Regions from separate parts of the Homo sapiens genome. Here region 1 is linked to region 2. Evidence: chromatin contacts called from ENCODE Hi-C or POLR2A ChIA-PET data. All regions are on one chromosome and are shown on one strand. The core of a region is the stretch at or near the end of the contact, and the rest is flanking DNA. Distances in the headings are between cores, read along the strand shown.

The links. A loop is a pair of places that touch in the nucleus more often than their neighbours do. ChIA-PET counts read pairs that join two places held with the same protein, here RNA polymerase II (POLR2A). Pooled maps may share reads with other maps.
Region 1: a pooled map shows a loop between it and region 2 (31-fold over the local background). The contact joins the promoter of MED10 here to the promoter of PDCD6-DT in region 2. A Hi-C loop is called at or near these places in 1 of 37 single-sample maps with no recorded cell type and 4 of 50 pooled maps. POLR2A ChIA-PET finds 5 or more read pairs at or near these places in 1 of 52 experiments (activated CD4-positive, alpha-beta T cell).

Annotation. Positions count from the first base shown.
Region 1 is chr5:6,376,830-6,380,231 of GRCh38, forward strand. MED10 (mediator complex subunit 10) reads right to left here and starts at 1,718. Exons shown (of 4, transcript NM_032286.3): 1 at 1,533-1,718; 2 at 337-420. The coding sequence starts at 1,654. RefSeq lists enhancers at 1,453-1,662, 1,953-2,172.
Region 2 is chr5:270,274-273,808 of GRCh38, forward strand. PDCD6-DT (PDCD6 divergent transcript) reads right to left here and starts at 1,251. Exons shown (of 2, transcript NR_104613.1): 1 at 1,072-1,251. PDCD6 (programmed cell death 6) reads left to right here and starts at 1,373. Exons shown (of 6, transcript NM_013232.4): 1 at 1,373-1,548; 2 at 2,438-2,499. The coding sequence starts at 1,448. It overlaps PDCD6-AHRR (PDCD6-AHRR readthrough (NMD candidate)), which reads left to right and starts at 1,373. Exons shown (of 13, transcript NR_165163.2): 1 at 1,373-1,548; 2 at 2,438-2,499. RefSeq lists enhancers at 1-414, 1,076-1,165 and a silencer at 1,456-1,665.

The DNA of each region.
Region 1 (3,402 bases), core at 468-2,967, 6.1 Mb after region 2:
AGTTTTGTGGCTGTTCTTTAGCCTAAGCAGGGCTTTGAGGACCTATGATGTATTTCATATATTTAATAAGCTTTTATTTACATGTAACTTTTTTTCCACAATAGAATATTAAGGATATTCTTTTTTTTCGTTTTGTAATGCCATTAGAACGGAAGTTCCATAAGGGCAGGTATTTTTGTATTTTTGTCTATTTTTTTTTCCACTGGCACATCCCCAGCACCCAGGCTGTGCCTACCACACAGCAGGCACTCGAATGCCAGTGATGAAGAAGTCACGATACCACACCATAACTGAACAAGATTTATACCCAAGACTAATATCAAGAATGTTACTTACTCAAAAACTTCTAACGGTACAGTAATATCATGAAGCTGCTGTCTGCACTTGTCAATATCCTGTAAGCCAGTAACAATAAAATTCCTGGGGGAAAGGCAAACACACAGGCATCTGGTTAATTTCGCTTGACAGCATAAGCACCACCCACAGAGCTACCCAGCCAACCGGGGCTCCACGCAAGTTCGTTCTCCTCACAGCTATGCGGGTTACACACGGTTCTGACCTCTTTGGTTAGCTACAGGATTCCTAGGACACCGTTAGAGTTACAAAATACCCTTAAATATTTGTTACTTTCCTTCTCAACTAGAAATTGCCAGTAAGGGGGATGGAGAGGGAACCTGATGAAAAATATGAACCTTCTCTCAAAAACAATTACCTGACTGTGCATATGACTGTGTGTGCGGTTTCAGCGAACACATGAGGCAGCGGACTATACTCAAAGTCTGAGGGAAAGAAAGCCATACTGTCTGGTTTAGCTTCCTCTCCTCTCTGGAGCCTTCCTACAGCATCAGGCTGGTCTGGCTATTCCCACAGCACTAGGTATGGAACCTCGAGTGCAACATTTTCTATGTCCGTGCCACATATAAAGCCCTTCTCGAAAGTGCTGTACTTGCATTTGCCTTTTCTCCAACCCAGGGCCTAGCAACATGGGCAGCACAAGGCTGTTGCCAAGAAATAATAATAATAAACGTTCTGCAACCTTTCTCAGCACCACCTCCCCGCTATTTCCTCCACTGTCAGGCCTATGCGGCAGGTGGCTTCGGAGCCTCACCTTCTGAGGCCTAGTTTAGGGCGTGCACTCACTGTGGAGCCTGCCTCCCCTCTGGAGACAGGGACTGAATTCCCAGAAGGGCTCCAGGAGGAAAAGGCTGGGAGGGGGTTACACATGAGAGGGGAGACGCTAGAAGAGAAAGCATGATTCCCTTGATAGGGAAACGTAAAGTATATCATCTGGCCATGACGACGTCTCCAAAGGGGCCTCAAAGAGGTTGGCTCTTGGCAACAGGCTGGAGCGCGGGCCCCGCCCTCTGAACACAGCCAGGAAAGGCGCCCCGGGCTCCGGGACCAGACCAGAGGGCTGGCGGGGCACGAGTAGCGGTCAGGCTCGGCTCGGGCTCCCTAGATCCCCGCTCCCCTAGCACACGCTTCCCGGCCAGGCCCTGGGGAGACCCCGGCAGCCTCGGGCCGCCACTCACAGCTTTTGGTTGAGCCCGGCCTGGCTGCTGGGCTGGAAGTCACTGACGATGATGCCGAGCTGCCGAATGTTCTCCACGAACTTCTCCAGGTGCTCCTCTAGGTGGTCAAACTTCTCCGCCATCGCCTCGGCCCGTCCCCGACCCACACAGCCTCAACCAGCAGCGCCGCAGGCGTGGCCCTACGCTCCCGCTTCCTGCTTCCGTCCGGACAGATACGACTTCCGTTTCCTCTGGGGGAGCGCGGGCGAGCTCTTGGGGGCGGAGCCTCGTTATCGGGACGGGCGTGTTGGGGCGGGGCCTAAGTGCGGGGCAGGGCGGGCTTTCGGGGATGCGGTCTGGATTCTGGAGGAGGCCTCGGCGCGCAGCTGGGCGAGTACTAACTGTTTGCACTCTCATCAGACCTGCCTCGGTCATGGGAGAAGTTGAAGACTTTCTGCAATGCAGCATCTTCAAGCAATACACACATGGATGAAAATCCTAAAGTTTGCATGAAGGACCAATAACGGTAGTTTCCCTGCCCCTCTACCAGAACCCCTGGGATCAGCGCCTGCCTGCCTCCTTTCTTCTATGTAATCGGCGGCCACCTCCCCTAGCTCTTGCTGCTAACCATGCTTCCCGGACACCTGCTGCCTTCGTAGGTCAGGGTCTCACCTCCTCGGGCCAATTCTGACCAAACAGCACCCTGTGGGGTTGCCCTGTCTTAGTAAACTGCTGTTTATCTCATTGAAATTCAGTTTAGGTCATTTCACTCTTATGTTTAAGAAACTTTTCTGCCCGATCTCCTATGATAGCGGATATCTCCTCTAGCCTGTTTGAATTTCTCAAGTGATTTATTTTACTGAATATATTTGTGGCCTGTACTTTTCAGTGCCTAGAAACAGGCAAAGTGAGGGAGCTCCTTTGCTAGATGATCTTCAGAGCCTCTCCCAGCTGTGACCAGAAATGGAAAGCCAGAGAAGGTAAGTGACTTGCCAAACTTATGGAATCAGGGCACTCCAGTTGGTGGGCTGGGCTGATAAACAGAAATGTTACATAAAATACTTCTCTCCTGATTTAACAACAATTAACTTTAGGGAATTATAAAACAAGATGGAGGCTGGGCGTGGTGGCTCAGGCCTGTAATCCCAGAACTTTGGAAGGCCAAGGCAGGTGGATTACCTGAGGTGAGGAGTTCGAGACCGACCTGACCAATATGGAGAAACCCTGTCTCTACTAAAAATACAAAAATTAGTCAGACATGGTGGTGTGCGCCTGTAGTCCCAGCTACTTGGGAGGCTGAGACAGGAGAATTGCTTGAACCCAGGAGGCAGAGGTTGCAGTAAGCCGAGATCATGCCACTGCACTCCAGCCTGGGCAACAGAGCAAGACTCAAAAAAAAAAAAAAAAGGTGGAAATAAAATATTAGACAAATAAAAAATTTTAAGTTATTAGGTAGAGGTAGCGACATGGAGTGAACGGCCTTTCTCAATTTCATAAGTAAGAAAGATAGATAATTGATGGAACTTAGGCTTTGGTAAGTATTTATTTTAAAAATTTAAGGGTATCTCTTTGCTAGTATATATAATTCCCAAACTAGTAGACAGGGGGAAGGGAATAAAGAAAACACAATCAACTCAATAGAAGGCAAGAAAAGAAGAGAATAAAGAAGCAAAGAACAAGCATGGAAAATAAAACTCACAACGTAAAGTGCAAAAATTAAAGGCACACGACTCAACAGCAAAAAAGCAAAAGAAGAAATTTATAAATGGGCAAAGGACCTGAACAGATACTTCTCAAAAGAAGACATAAAAATGACCAGCAAAAATGCTCAGCATCACATATCATCAGGGAAATACAAATTAAAAGCATAATGAGATGTCACCTTACACTG
Region 2 (3,535 bases), core at 1-2,500:
GAAATAACCCCATGAAATAATGAGAATAATTGTAGTATTCTGAACCGGGGCACAGGACACAGGACCGGGGTGGAAGGCGGCACGAGACTACGCGCGTGGGAAAGACCCAGGGATCACAGTGGCCCAAAGCTGGGCACTTCCCAATTCCGGGATTTGTGCTACAGGCACTCCAGGCTCCACCTTAGAACTGTGTCCAGCACGAAGGCAGTGCTGTCTTGCGGGAGGCAGGGCTGCACCACCACCGGGGTGTGAAGGGGCCCAGCAGGCAGGGGTGTGAAGGGGCCCAGCAGTGTTTCCAGCTGCACGGGGTCAGGGGCCGCGCTGATGCAGAGCACGGGGGCGCAGGTTAAACCTAAAGGAGGGAAGCTTTTGGGGGCGGAACAGACAACCGAGAATGCTGCACACTGCCTTTCCCACCCGAATTGTGTTTTGACTTTTTTTTTTTTTTTTTTTTGAGACAGAGTTTTGCACTTGTTGCCCAGGCCTGGAGTGCAATGGCCCGATCTCGGATCACTGCAACCTCCTCCTCCCGGTTTCAAGCAATTCTCCTGCCTCAGCCTCCCGAGTAGCTGGGATTACAGGTGTGCACCATCACGCCCGGTTAGTTTTGTATTTTTAGTAGATACGGGGTGTCTCCCAATTGGCCAAGGCTGGTCTCGAACTCCCGACTTCAGGTAATCCACTGGCCTTGGCCTCCCAAAGTGCTGGGATTACAGGCGTGAGCCACCGCGCCCGGCCTGCTTTTGCTTTCTTTTTTTTTTTTTTTTTTTTGGCAGAGTCTCGCTGTCCACCCCTGTAGTGCAGTGAGCTCGGCTCCCTGCGGCCTTGACCTCCCGGGCTCAGGCAATCCTCCCGCCTCAGCCCACGGAGTAGATGGGACCACAGGAGCCCACCACGCCCGACTACTTTTTGTAATTTTTGTAGGGATGGGGTCTATCCATGCTGCCCAGGCTGGTCCGAACTGCTGGGCTCAAGAGCTCCGCCCGCCTCCGCCTCCCAAAGGGCAGGGATCACAGGTGTGAGCTACCGCGCCCCGCCCAGAGTTTCCGACTGTTAGCAAATCACATTCACCTCAAAACTATTTATACAAGAACTGAAAGGCAAACTAAGTCCGTGCTCCATCACTTCCTGTCCCAGGTCGCGGGGCCGGACATTTTCTCCAAGCGCTTTCCTGGCACAGCGCGCAGGCGGCCTGCGCCAAAGCTCTGGCTTCCTCCAGGCGCCCAGACCCCGCCCTCCCCGCAGGCGCCAGGGCGTTGCCTGGCAACTTAGCTGCGAGGGGATTGGCTGCGCGGGACCCCGTGACCATCCCGGAGACCACGCATTTCCTGCGCCCCCGGAAGTGGTGATAATGCCAGGCCCTGCCCCCGGCAGAGGCGGAAGCGGAGTCGGCCTGAGAGGTCTCTCGTCGCTGCAGGCGCCTCAGCCCAGCCGCGTGCCTTGGCCCATGGCCGCCTACTCTTACCGCCCCGGCCCTGGGGCCGGCCCTGGGCCTGCTGCAGGCGCGGCGCTGCCGGACCAGAGCTTCCTGTGGAACGTTTTCCAGAGGTGCGGCCTGGCACCGCCCGGGCACCTCCCGCCTCCGCCGCGGCGGCCCCGACCCCTGTCCCGACTCCCCCGACCAACCCCGTTCCCTGCCGGTTCTACTGCGGCCTCCTCCGTCCCCTGTCGGGTCCCCCGCGGCCCCCTCCCGTCCCCTGCCGCCGCCCCCGACCCCTGCCCCAGCCGACGCGGCCGCCCCCGTCCCCTGGCGGGTCCCCCGCGGTCTCCCCCGTCCGCTGCCCGGTCTCCTGGGGCCGCCCCTGCCTCCTGCCCGGTCCCTGTCCTGTGCGTCGGGCCCTTCCCAAGATGCAGAGTGCGCCACTGCAGACCCGAGGTCGCGGCCACCGGCTCCTGGGCTAGGCCCTTTTTCTCGCCTCAAGAGCCGCCAGGTGGAGGGTCTCCAGGGTGCTTGTTTGGGGAAAGCGGAAACAGACTGCCTGGGCGCTGTTAAAATGTCAGCAGCCAAGGAAGAAGCAGCGACCTGGCGTCTGCTCGGGCCAGGTGACCTTTATGGCGGCGCCTTCTGTCCCTGGTCGCTTTTCCACCGAATGTCCGAAACTGTAGTGACTGATGGCCAGGGAATGGCTTAGTTATCTGAGGGAATCTTGTCTTGTCTGTGAAAAAGGGAAACGGGTGCAAATGGGAATTCAGACAGGCCAGGAGAGGAAGGAAGGGAAGGATTGAGGTGAAGATGATTGTCCTCTTAGGGGAAGACCACACTGGACGTCGGCTCCTGGGGCACTTCCTTGATTCCGCTGTACTCCTCAGCGGGACGGGAGAGGCGGAGGTTCCAGGAGGGAGCCTTCCAGAGTCGGTGCAGGGTTGACAGAAGACGTTTGTTTTGCTTTTCCTGAACTTTCGATCGCCAGCTTATTTGGTCTTCTTGATGTTATAGGGTCGATAAAGACAGGAGTGGAGTGATATCAGACACCGAGCTTCAGCAAGCTCTCTCCAACGGTGAGTGGGCCAGTGGGAACTGGGTCTCCGGACCAAGAAGCCGCGAGCCTGCCCTGTTCACAGTGGATAACTTTCTGAAGTTGTTTTTCCAAGGACAAAGGAATCATTAGGACAAATTGTTATTACTGCTTCGTAGTGGAGATGCTTCTGGTTTATTTTGTGGCTACCGCTGTTACTGCTTGGAGTGCCTCACCGAGCCAGCTAACAACTGCGTGCGTGAGCACAGGGAAAGGCTTCTTGAGAAATGAAAACTAGATTGTAGGTTTAGGAGGGGAATAGGAAGCTTAGCTCTGTACAGCCGAAAGCCTTTTGGTAAGTTGGAGGTCCTTGAATTTCCTGGGTGACTGCATCTTGGTGACTTCTCTGAATAGACCTTCGAGGGCACTGGGGGGTGATTGTTGGAGGGCTTGGGGAGCTCAGGCAGCCCTTGTATGGGAATGTGGCTGTTACAGGAACTGCAGAAACTGGGACTGGGTTCCTGGGGAAAGGATTGGGGGTGTTGGAGGCGCTGGCCAGGGGATTATGGGGAGGTGTTCTTATCAGTGTGCGAATACTGGGCGTTCAGGCAGCGGGAAATCCGGGTCCTTGCGTGTTGTGAGCTCCCTGGAATTACGTTCTTGCCAGTTTCAGCTCAGTTGATCCCCCTCCCCTCCGCTATCATTGGACACATTTTACTTCATTGAAACCTGACTGCCACTTTTTCTGTAATCCCTCAGGGGCAGTCATCTTTTCTGATTCTGTGTATAGTTTGCTTTTCCAGATCCGTGCCATTTAAGCTAGAAAAGGGGTCAGTTTTGAGATGTTGTGAAAATGTTGAAAGGCTTCTTGTTATTAGTGGGAAGTATCTGAAGTTGCCAGAGACTGAACTGGGGCGCGGGGAGCACTACGGCTGCTAGACACTGCCTCACTGCGCTGTGGGTGGGGGGGTGCTGGATTCAGCCTTACTGCCTAATGATTTGTGAGGATTTGTGTTTTCAGAGTAACATTTTTACCTTATATTACGACATCAGTTCCTAATATGTGGCGTGTGGGCCAC